Linked DNA regions of Mus musculus: region 2 is linked to region 1. The links are chromatin contacts, found by Hi-C or POLR2A ChIA-PET in ENCODE. All regions are on one chromosome and are shown on one strand. Each heading gives the region's core, a stretch centred on a gene start or an enhancer-like site at or near the end of the contact. The rest is flanking DNA. Distances are from core to core; before and after follow the strand shown. Region 1 overlaps Sergef (secretion regulating guanine nucleotide exchange factor). Region 2 holds the start of Saal1 (serum amyloid A-like 1).

Region 1 (6,267 bases), core at 2,606-5,105:
AAGAAACAAAAGGTGGGAGGGAGCCTTCCGTCAACCAGGCAGGGAGGCGCACGCGAAACTCAAGGTAAGAATATGGCTGGGGACTAGACGCCTAAACGCTTCCTGCCTGTTCACATGGCCCCAACAACTATGTAGGCCCTTGTATATCTAGCCCTGCGTCAGACCCTCACAGCTGTAAAGACGACAGTGACCCTCATAGTTGACCCTGAGCAAAATGAGGGCTAGTAATTAGGACAGGGGCTGCTTTCTCTGACCCTCCCTTCCTCACAGGTCAGATGTGAATGGCCCTTACCTGACAACATTTCCATAGGCATCAAAGAGATGATGTATGTAAATCCTAGCAGAATGACTTACCTTGATAAATGAGGATCCCTCCCTCAAACACCCCCACCTCTTCAGAGGACTACGGAGAAAAGCCCTATCATTGAAGTCTCTAAGGTACTTCCAAGGCCCCAGCGAGATGGTTCAGTGGTTAAAAGCACCTGCTGCCAAGCCTGGTGACAAGAGTTCAATCCCAGGGAGTCATACTGTAGAAGAGATAGGACTGCTGAAAGTTGTCTTTTGACTTCTGCATGTGTCACGTGTGTGCTATGGCACACACACGCTCACACATATATACCCTCGCCCCCTACAGACATCCACATCCACATAGTAATAAAATGTACAAGATGAAAGGAAACGTGATGGCTTGCTAAATGACCAGAAGACAGACCAGGGAGCCAGAAGACTCAAGCCTTATGTCATGGATACTAAGAGTGACCCAACCCTTAGAGGAAAGGGCTCCCTTAGAGTCCAGTGCACCTCACTCTGAGCCAATGGCTAAAGCCTGGGCAGAAGAGCCTGTAAGAGCCAGAGAGGCAGGGCCCTTCCTTGTACAACTCCTAGTTATCATACACTCAGTCCCTCATGGAAACCCCTGGCATTGCTTTGGCAGCACATGTGGACCCACTCCACCACACCTGCACATGTCCCATGACTTCCCACCTTGCCTGGCCTACACCAAGCAGTGGACACCACAGTGTACTCTCACTGTAGAGACTGCCTCTCAGTCCTCCTCCTGCAGGGAACACCCTGCCCAACCTCAGCCAAGGCAGAGGGGTGTGTGTGTGTGTGTGTGTGTGTGTGTGTGAAGGGATGCAGACAGAAACTATGAATAAGTGAACAGCCCAACCCTGTGGGGCAGAGAAGTTATGATCATGGCTCTCATTTTACAGGCAGAAAAATGCAGGCCCAGAGAGGCTAAAGGACTTACCCTGGGTGCCAGCAACTACAAACTGGAACTCGGAGCTCACCCTTCAGAGCTGCCTAAGGTAAAATCATTTTCAGATTGAAAAGGAGCAGATTCCTCCAAGATTCCTCAAAATGGGCCACTGTCCTCTTGGCACGCACTGAGATCACTTCAGGGAACTGGCTGTCACTGATCAGAGAGCTCCAGAGAGACACTGCAAGGTCTCTGAGAAAGGGCAAAGCATGGTGTCATGTGTCAAGAACCTAAAAATGACGACAAAATTACAGCCTGACCGCTTTGAGAGCACTTCTGGAACAAATCAATCCTCCCCAGGAAAGAGGAGACTTCCTCGAATGGCTCCCCAGCCTCTGCCAGTGACCTCTGAGCCCTTCCCAGGCCATCGAGGAGTCTGAGCGGGGCCGACGGCCTTGCCACAACAATCCTCTTTCCACTATCTTCGGCTCCGTTCCTCCCAGCACTAAGATCTAGGAAACCGTGAGAGGTTGAGCGTCAGCATCCTCCTAAAATAGGCTGGAACCCTGGCCTGACGTGATGGTGCGAGGAAGAGGGGCCTGTGGAGGTGACAAGGTCAGAGGGTGGGGGTCTTCATGAACACTAGCGGTGTGCTCGCCCCTCTGCCACGTCAGAGGCCATGGCTGCCTATGAGCCAGGAGAGTAGACTCAGAGAGGAACTGCCAGCACTTTGGTAACACTTCCTAGACTCTGGACTGTGGGAAATAAGGTTCTGTTATTTCTAAGCTACCCGGTCCATCTAAAGTAAGACAGCCACTTGCTACACACCCAGTGAGGTCACAGGGAGGGGAAATAATGTGGTGAGAGGTGAGACCAGACCGGGGTGGGGGGGGGGCTCACAGGTCCACGTTGTTTCTTAAGTATCTATGCTATTTTGAAAAGGCCGCTCAACCCTGCTAAGCCCTGGACTGCATGTGGAGTGCAGGGGCAAGGGATCCTAGCTCAGGACACTACGAGGAATCTGTATGTGACAAACCAGAACTGGGCAGAGTGCTGATATATGACGGGTGCCTGGCAAACACCGGTCCCCTACTCCAACCTTGGATGTTACTCTCTTCAGCCTGTCTCCAGCAAGGCTTTGGAAGCCTTGACCTCAAGGAGAACTAATGAGGGGAGGTCCTGGTCAAAACAGAGCCCTTTGCCCATGCTGTGTGTAGGTGGGTGGGAATCAAGACAGCCAAAGAAATGTGCATCTCTGCTGTTCCCCACTGTTTCTAGCTCAGACCCCAATCTCCGGCTCTCCCATAGGACAGCCAGCTAAAGAGCCAACCTCAGCTCATCTCATGAGCAAAGCCCAGCGAGGATTTGAGATCCCTTCAGCTCTGACCTTGCTAATTCTTACTCTAAATGCTGTACACACACACACACACACACACACACACACACCTTGTCCCCAAGGCTGTCTGCCTGCCCATTGCTGCCATCTGGTGGTGGGCAGACCCTGCTGCCCTTGGCTTTAGGCAAGCACTGGGCATGCCCCATGGGTGAATGTACCTACTCTAAAGGTGGCTCTTCCTTCACCGCCGGACACACCCTGCACTGTTCCAGGCCACAGATCAATGGGTATCCATTGCCAAACACAACAACAACAAAAAGAAAACAATGCCAGGTTTTCGCCTCTAGCGAAGATGACGCAGCTGCAGTAGGAGACTGAGCTCACTGGGAGGAAGTGGCCTGCCCAAGGTTGCCTAGCTGCCAGGCTCCCAGGACAGTACACAATTTTACTTTACCACAATGTTTAAGGTAAGTGGGCACTTGCAGATCAAAACTAAAGTTAGCCCAGGGCTGAGGAAAGGAAGCCTCCAGAAGGTGGGAACACAATGTTGCAAACACTTCTTGCAAAGCCAGGAAAATAGTTACGAACTCAAACAGCTTGGGCACCAGCTGGAAGGCTTGCTGGAAAGCTTTGCCATCCTCGGACCTTGGAGGGCAGGTAGCAAGAACATCTGCAGGAGACAGCCCCAGGAGCCAGCACAAGCTAGGTTTTAATCTACGCAGTCATCAGATGGGTGAAGACAGGGGCAGCCATGCATGCATGCGTACTTCCTGCGCTCCACCACACACTACAGGCAGGAGCCTGACTTCCTGCGCTCAACCACATGCCTGCTCTTTATAGGGCCCACATATCATACCCTTGGCTCTGTCTGCAGCCATCTTCTGTGCTACGTAATGCAGGGCCAAAAAAAAAAAAAAGCAACGTGTGGCTTTACGCAGACCACTCTGCCATCCTTCCCTCTGTCATCTCACATCTGCTATGTATTTATTGATGTTTTGTAGGGTGTGTTCCAAAGTCCTTTTTCCTTTAAAATGCTAGACTCTGAATCCTGCACGCAAGCCAAGGCTCCTCAAGGGAATGTAATCAAACAATGCTGCCCTCTAGTGGCCAGATGAAGTCAATTTCCCCCTCCCAGCTTGGCTAGCTAGCCATGCTCCCACTCAATCCCACCCTGCACTGGCCTTTAGCCAAAAGTACCTAACTCCAAGGAAGACAGAGTCGACCGGCTCAGCCCCTCAGCTGTCCCCACAAGAGTGAAGGAACCCTCTGTCCTTGGGAACAGATGCACTCTGGAGCATCAAGACCTTTCATGACTTTCAAGTCCCCTCTGCAGATGAGGAAACAAAGGCTCACGGATGCCCAAAGGAGCCCAAGCTGATCAAGCTGACTCATGACTGAGCCAAAAATAGAGCCCACTTTTCCCGCCTCCTGCTACAGCCTCTTGCCTCTTCTCCATGTGACCTCTCAACTGAGGTCCAGGGAGGAGACTCGTCAAGGGCATCCACGCTGCGCTCACTCACTAAAAGGGGATCATGTCCTGGCCTGAAAGAGTAAGCCATTTTCACTTTCCTTTTGAAATAGCCTTACGAAGGCTACCATCAGACCGGAAGATCTGTCCATCCACGTGTGCATTCCCCCTGCCCCTCAGCACACATAATAAATAAAGTAAAATTTAAAAAGAATAATATCTACAACCTCTGACTGGCCACACGAATGAAGGGGGAGCCAGAGAGTTTTTAAGAGTCTTGCCTTGCTAGCATAGAAAATAAAATGCACTTTAATCAGACCTATCAGAGGTAATATTCTGGTATATTTCTTCCTAATCTTTTTATAACATTAGCTGAGAATTAGAAAGTACCGTGCGAGGCTATCCCTGTAGCATTAAGTCTCCTGAGCGCGCCTCTGAATGGCAGTGTGACGCTCCAGCATGTGACTGTGCCTGAGTTCTTTCAACCCACCCCCCTTTGTTTCATTGGTTTCTGTCATTAGAAATCAGGCAGCTGTGCATGGCATGACAATCACTGTCTGAACACATATATCGATCCTGATTACTTCTTAAGCCAGTTTTATTGTCACAGAATGAAACTGGGGTGGCCATAAGAATAACCACAGGGCCAGCGAGATAGCTCGACGTAAGGGGCACCGGCCTCCAACCAAGTCTGACACCTGAGGTCAATTCCCAGGTCCCACGTGGTAACAGGAGAAACCTGGGCCTTTCCTAGTGCTGTGACATGCTGACTCCCTCAACGGGCAATAAAGCATAGTCATTTTGTTTCCAAAAGACCATGATGTCTGAGACCTCCTACTCAGCACAAGGTAAAAAGAGGAGCCGGGGGCCTGGGAGTCTTACCAGAGGAAAGGAGAAGACAAGAGAACCAACTTGCACACACTCCACCTATTGAAGTGTGACCTTCCCAAAGCCCAACCACAAGCGCTTGCCCTTCCCTCTCGACTCACGCCACAGCGCCTCTCAGAAACCCCAAAGCCCCTGGTGTCCTGGCCACTCCTCTGGCCTCCCACCACACTCTTTATTCATCTCCTAAATATTTAATTTGTTCATCCAACCACAAGCTTTCTGAAGGTAGCTCTGGACTTCAGAGTCCCCTGCATTCCACAGCACAGTGCAGGGTCCACACGCTCCGCATCCCATAGACAAATGCTAAGGGGACCAAGATAACTACATGTCCTTCCCAGACACTTGGGACAATAAAGTACCCATTGTCCAAAGCTAGAGAAAGGTGCTTCTCTGAAGAATAAATGTAGCTCAGTAATGAAGTCAGGGCATTCTGTGACACATGTGGACAAAAGGAGTGAGTCCAAGCTAAGCTTTGTCCACTTCCATGGACCAGGGCGATACAACCAATCAACTGGGAACTCCCCTGTGAAATGAGGATAAGAACACTCCACTTGCCAACTTCCTGCAGGAAAATGCCTGTTACCACACTTTATAGTGACATACAATGACAGCAGTCCATGGCATTGCTGGTGTAATATCAGAAAGCAATGCTGCCCCGTGAGTCACTACATGGCCTTCTGCACCTTGTCCCTGGCTTCTGTCCATACACCTGTCCACTTGGGGGTCAGGCTGTGCTCTTCCACTGAGCAGCAGGGCTTTCTGGAAGCACAAGTCCCTGTACAGAAGGAACCAGCAAGTGTAGCCAGGCTCCTGGGTTTACATAAGCCACACCTCGCTGTCTGTGGCAAGAAAATGACAGGACCAAAGGAGCACTTGACTGAGAGTCGTGAAGCTTCAGGTCTGGTCCTTCCCTGAACTGCCATTCCTGGTTTCTCAGCCTCCGAACTGAAGTTAGACCAAATATTCGCTGAGCTCCCACCCCCAGTGGGCATGCTAGGGGTTCCGGGATAAGTGCTTATGGCTTTGGTAATAAGCACATGACCCACCTCAAAAGTGTCCTCTGGGTTCCATCTGACGATCAACTGCGGAGTTTTTCAAAGGCCTAAAAGCTCAAGCAAGCATCACACATTCCAAACCACCTGCTTTAAATAGACCCACAAGGTTAGAACCTCCCTAAGGTCCACTGAGGTTTCATGATGTAAGGCCCCAAAGAAGGAGTATACATTTATACTGCCAACCTATTCTGGATGGGATCTTGGCCCCAAAACAGAAAAATCATCACGGGTATAAACTCCATTCCATGTGAACCGACATGGGCTTGGGATTCACTGATGCTCACACATCAAATGCAATCAAGGATTTCTTGGTCTGTGA
Region 2 (6,182 bases), core at 3,448-5,947, 100 kb after region 1:
AGTTAATGTAAGGATCCAATATGGGCGGAGCACTCCACTAAATGAAATCTTAATTCAAAGGGCTGGAGAGATGGCTCAGTGGTTAAGAGCACTGACTGCTCTTCCAGGGGTCGAGAGCTCAATTCCCAGCAACCACATGGTGGCTCACACCATCTATAATGAGATCTGGTGCCCTCTTCTAGTGTGCTGACATACATGTAGACAAAGCACCCCTATACATAAATATATAAATCTTCTTTTTAAAAAGAAATCTTACTTCAACTTTCAATTTGTAAATATATCCTATGGAACTTTGCACTTCATCTCAAAGAAAAAGAAACAACAATAGGGTTATACTGGAGTTGGGCTTAGGCTCAAACGCCAGCTTGTCTCTAACTAGCTGTGAGATTTGAACACAGTCTCTTTCTTTCATCTATTAAGTGTGTCTTATAGGAGCAACACGTACTGAGATTCATGCATCCTGTGCACTGCACAGAGCCGTAAATGGCAGTAAAGCTCGGGACACTGCGACGCTCACTGTTCCATCTGCTGTTCTTGGGAGCTTGCTCTCAGCAATAACCACAGACAACTTACTTGGGAAGGCAGAAAAGTGCCACACTGCGGTACTGGCACGGACTGAAAGGGAAGGGAAAGGCAGCACGGGCGCCATGCTGGTGAGACGGGACACAGTCAGCCCTGGACCAGGAAGAGCATGTAGGAAGTTCTCACAATCAGACAGTAGAAGTCCTGAGCGACAACGACCTTAGGATGTTTTTGGGCAGTGGAAAGCTTTGTGAGTGAAAGGACCAAGAGACACAAATGGTGGGCCAGCGCTTCCACTGTCCTTTGTTCTGTCACGCATTAGCAGCCTAGCGTGGCTGTGCCTAGCTGGTTTCCACGGCTGTTAAAACAAAGCATTGCTCTCCCTCATCTAGCCAAAATCTAAAATTCTACATATCTAGTCATTGCAAGGAGTGCACTACCTAAGAATGTTCAGTAAGTATAGGCACAGTGGCTTTGCTAATAAGCAAAGCAAGAGGAAAGGACTCTATATACTTACTCTTAATCGGGGACACGGGGATTTGGCCAGCACTCCCATGAATATGTCAGGAGCCTTAAATTCTTGGAGAAATAAAGCCACATCCTACAAACAAAAATGATTACCAAATTTGATGCTGAATCCTGTTCTGCAAACGGCACAGCTCAGACAACCCGAAAATTCTAATCTCATGCTGACTTCCTTTCCTCCACAAGGGAAATCTAAGGTCAGGAACTGTGCAAAATAGACAAAAGTGACAGAGGTGCCTTTGTGGTGCCTGGTCCACGACAGTGGAGTAATCCCATAAACCAATTGAAGCCAGACTGCGATGTCCCAGACAGCGGCCCCCCTTTATTCTGTACTGAACAGATTAGCCTAAATGGTCTCTTTTTCTGTCCAACTAGAATTCTCATTGACTTATTCAAAGACATTTGCTGACTGTCAGAAATGGGGGGGTGGGGGTGGGGTATGAGAAGTATGGGGAAAGAGTCAACTCCTAAATCTTACCCTGTTATAACTTAAAATTTGGGCTGGAGAGATGGCTCAGTGGATAAGAGCCCTGACTGCGCTTCCAGAGGTCATGAGTTCAATTCCCAGCAACCACATGGTGGTTCACAACCATCTGAAATGGGATCTGCTGCCCTCTCAGAGCATGCAGGTATACATGCAGATAGAGTACTCATACTTAAAATAAATATTTAAAAAAAAAAAAAAACTTCAAACTTAAACTTACAACTTAAAACTTAGATACATCCAATACAAGGAGTTAGATTTCCAAAATCCTTAATAGAAAAGGGGAAGGGGGTTGGTTTTGGTTTTGGTTTTGGTTTGTTGAGACAGGGTCTCTCTGTGTAGCTCTGGCTGTTCTGGAACTCACTCTATAGACCAGGCTGGCCTTGAACTCAGATATCCACCTACCTTCGCCTCTCAAGTGTGTATCACACCACCCGGCAACAAAACAAAATATCTGACTGCAGTGTGACTACAACAGCCTAAACTTCCTCCCTACAGATCTTGTTCCACCCATATCACCTAAAGAGGGCACACCAAACAGGTGACCCAAGAGTGCACATGGACCCCAAAGAGACGAATCTCACCTAGTAATGGAAGGCACAAAAACTAAATATACATGTGTCAGTAGCTCAGTATGAAATCATACTGCCTAGTGATGTCATAGCTGTCTTTTTTTTAATTAGATATTTTCTTTATTTATATTTCAAATGCTATCCCGAAAGTTCCCTATACCCTCCCACCCCCCACCCCCCGCCCTGCTCCCCTACCCACCACTCCCACTTCTTGGCCCTGGCATTCCCCTGTACTGGGGCATATAAAGTTTACAATACCAAGGGGTCTCTCTCGACTAGGCCATCCTCTGCTACATATGCAGCTAGAGACACGAGCTCTGGGGGTACTGGTTAGTTCATATTGTTGTTCCACCTATAGGGTTGCAGACCCCTTCAGCTCCTTGGGTGCTTTCTCTAGCTTCTCCATTGGGGGCCCTGTGGTCATAGCTGTCTTAGTTCACATCTATGTTAAATATACTATGATGTCCATAGGATGGAACTGTATATATGTTTAAAGTAATAGCTCCTGAGACTTCATACTCTGAACCACAAACTGGAGAGACTGCAATCACTGAATAGGCCTTTCCGCCAACAGTGGAGGAATGATCCTTTCTACTTATTTACTTATTTTATGTATATGAGTGTTCTATCTGCATGTATACCTCAAATCCCAGTAGAGATGGCTATGGGCCACCACGTGGTTGCTGGGGATTGAACTCAGGACCTCTGGGAGGGCAGATAGTCCTCCTAACCATGGAGCCATCTTTCCAGCCCCTTCATCACCTCCCCACTCTGAGTCTGTTCGGAATCTCACTTCCATCCGCATACCTCGTCCATGGACATATCCCAGACTCTGCAAATCTCATTCTCCATTTCTTCAGCAAGATCTGCCTGTTCTTCCTCATCAGCTGAGCCAGATGTGCCACTTTCAGGTGTGACAATCTTCAGAGACATAAAGGAAAAAAAAATCAGTTAAAATACTCATAGGTCTTCACTTAGATTAGATATTATCACTTAGAAGTCTCAATCTCTCAAAAGTATCTCCTCAGACAAAACAGTTTCTAAAACCTAAAGCCTTGTGACCAAGCCAACTCAGTCAGTCAACAGGTTCTCCAGGGCAGGAGTGAGGATTAAAAAGAAAAAAGACAGACAACATTGTAAGCATGACCCCCAGGCAGTTCTGAGGCTGCGGCAGGTTTATTTTTTCCCAATCTGCTTTTATATCCATTTTAATTACATGCAAATAATAAGGACAAGCGGCACAATAAACACAAATAGTCAAGGAACAAGCAAGGCAATAAACAAAGTCCCTCGATCACCCCTTTGATCACTGTTTCTAGGGGCTTATCAGGATGGCCAAGATATCTGAGCCTACTTCCCGGCCCCAGCCCAAAGTTATACTCATGCCTTCTTTGTTCTAGCCTAAAATTAGATTCCTGCCAGAACCAACTTCCTTGTCATGGCCCAGTATCAAATTCCTGCCAAGGGGTTCCAAAAGCTTTCCACAGTCTTAGATAGATCTACACATTAAACACTCTTCAAGTAAATACGGTCTGTGGGCACTGCAGCAGACAAATGAAAACAACAATATAACCCTTTTGGTTCCAAACGGTTTAGGATTAATGTAGGAAAGGCATGTAACCAGGCAATCACAACAGAAAGAGGCTGACTGTGCTGAACTGGTGAAAGAACTATGGGAGAAAAAATTAGGGACCAATGACCTACTCCTGGGAGAAGACACACATTTCTCTTAAAAGAAGAAATCTAAATCTATGGGAAGGTTAGGACTGTCCTGGGGAAATGAGGCAAGCATTCGGAGGTGACTACAAGTGCTCAGAAAGTATAAGACATGCTTGGAGATGGCCAACTGTCTACTGGTGATGGAACACAATGTACCGTAAAATGGCTGAAGAAGACACAACCAACCTTGGATCCCCAGTTAGGAAATAGAAAGTGTTCTCCTATGAGCAACAAGAACAACCTTTAAAAATAATAAAAAGGAAGGGTTTTTTTTTTTTTTTGGCAATGTAGAAAATGGCTTAGAGAAAACAGAAATTGGCGGTATGGACAGCAATGGGCAGAAAAACATCTATTGGCAGCCTCATTATAATCTCAACCTATACAAAATCTTGTTTACGATAATACTGATTATCTTGTTTTAATAGAAACTATGAAAGAAATGGAGGATCTGGGTTAAGGAGTCCCGTTTCCAGCATGGGATAAGCTCGCGTCTCGGAGATCAGGGTTGTCTGACTCCAAACTATGTATTCCACTAGAACAAGAGCCGACAAAACACGAATGGTAGGGTCTCGACTTCGTACGTGACAGTGGGGTTAGGAAGTAGAAGCCCAGTAAAGTACGTGCGCGGTGTGGTTCTGGCAAGTTAGTCCATCGGCACCCGCGAGCCTCCAGCATCCCGTCCACTCCCTGGGCACGGAGGGCGCCTGCGCGAGTCTCCGCACCTGGATGAGCCCGCTGAGGACGCCGAAGAGCCAGTGCTTGCTGTAGACCGTGCTCCCGATGCGGTCTCCCCCACCCAGGTCCTCTTCATCCTCCGAACCACAGGTAGGCGGCGGAGGAGACGGGTTTCGATCCATGCCGATGCGCGCCAACAGTACCGGAAGCCGCGGAGGAGGCGAGAGGACGCGCCAGAGAGCCCAAGGCACACGGCTCAGCTCCCACACAGCGCCCCCTGCCGTCAGGCTCCCGCGAGGTCCGGGAACCTGTAGGATCCATGGGGTCTTCTTCTCCACCCAGAGCTAGGAGTGAGCACAGAACACACACACACACACACACACACACACACACACACACACACACAGTAACTGCCATGTCCAGATATGTTAGCTATTCATTAGTGCTGATTTAAACCTTACATCAACTTCAATTTTAGCACGCACTTGTGGAGTTTTAATCTTTCTTTGATTTGATTCTTTGTTTGAGTCAGGGTCAAGCTATGTAGTCCAGGCCTGCTACTCGCCATCTTATGCCTCCACTTCCAGCAGCTAGAACTATAGGCAGGTGCCACGGTGCCCAGAAACTCTTGTTTGGTTGGTTTTTGTTTTTAATTCTTTTATCTGAGATTCATCCTAGTACACTGAAGTGTGCATACATGCTCTGCAAACTTACTTTTCTCTTAAAATCTCAGGTGCAGGAAGTTGAGTTAGCTGTGTCTCGTGTTTATGGAATCTTCTGAGTTATCACCCACTCAAGCGTCCCTGCTCCTTCTCTCACAGACTCACTTTTTATAACCAGAAAGTAGCTTTATTCATTTTTATTTTCTCTCCCCCCCCCATACCCCTTTCTGTTGACCTTGAATGAAAACACAGCTCAGTTCATGCTTCTCTAGTTACTCATAGGTAATCAACAGTCTTGTGTGATTTTCAACTATAACCTTAAAGACTTAGTTTAGTTAACCATGATGACTGCAAACCACCCAGCTTGGTGTTAAAGCCTTTCTACCCCAGGGGAAATGATTGCAGAATATGTCTTTTTTTTTCTGCAATTATTTTTTACAAAATGGGAGTGGCTGGCCCTTTTGAAGGGCTGAGATTATCTGCAGAGAGGCATCTAGAGTTGATGCTTTCTCAGTGGGAAGTGATTTTGCCATCAGCCTTTGTAAGTCGTATTTTACAGTGAGTCAGAACTTACTGATTTTTCTCTCGGGGAGGGCACAGGGGACTGAAAGCTGGGGCCTCACCTGTGCTTGGCAGTCATGCTTAGCACTGGGCCATAGCCCAGAATGCATTGGTTTTTATCTAGTTTTCAACTTCATAACTGAAACCATACACAGCGCTTTCTTGCTATCTCGTGTCATATTCCAATTCCATCTCTTCTTGTCTCTTTCTTTAAAAGAAAAGAAAAAGAAAAGAAAAGCAAGTGATGTCCCCTGCTAACCCACAGGCCCTCAACCCTCAGTGTGACTGCCCTGTGCTCTCAAAACAACAGTGACAGCGACAAAGTGCATTTCACAAGTATTTATTCAGCACATTGGGATGTTTAGGGATCCAGATTTTAGAAAATATCTCAACCCAGTAGTTGCTCCTCTTCTCGGGGGGCAGCATGACTGGGAACAACAGGAAGAGAAAACTCAGTATCTT

The links. A loop is a pair of places that touch in the nucleus more often than their neighbours do. ChIA-PET counts read pairs that join two places held with the same protein, here RNA polymerase II (POLR2A).
Region 2: a loop to region 1 is called in a map of v-Abl transformed pro-B cells, with 2.6 times the contacts of the local background. The contact joins the promoter of Saal1 here to the enhancer-like site in region 1. A Hi-C loop is called at or near these places in 1 of 37 maps with a recorded cell type or tissue (v-Abl transformed pro-B cells). POLR2A ChIA-PET finds 5 or more read pairs at or near these places in 1 of 5 experiments (Patski).

What each region holds. Positions count from the first base shown.
Region 1 is chr7:46,603,881-46,610,147 of GRCm38, forward strand. All of the region lies in intron 8 of Sergef (secretion regulating guanine nucleotide exchange factor), which reads right to left. Among named protein-coding and RNA genes, the nearest start is that of Sergef, 33 kb to the right of the region's middle. Within about 2 kb of position 3,856, at least 1 of the 3 ENCODE cell types and tissues checked has a DNase peak (open chromatin) inside an H3K27ac peak, as active enhancers do.
Region 2 is chr7:46,705,954-46,712,135 of GRCm38, forward strand. It overlaps Saal1 (serum amyloid A-like 1), which reads right to left and starts at 4,698. Exons shown (of 12, transcript NM_030233.1): 1 at 4,545-4,698; 2 at 2,911-3,024; 3 at 1,040-1,123. The coding sequence starts at 4,679. Saa3 (serum amyloid A 3) reads right to left here. Exons shown (of 4, transcript NM_011315.3): 4 at 6,045-6,182. The coding sequence ends at 6,173.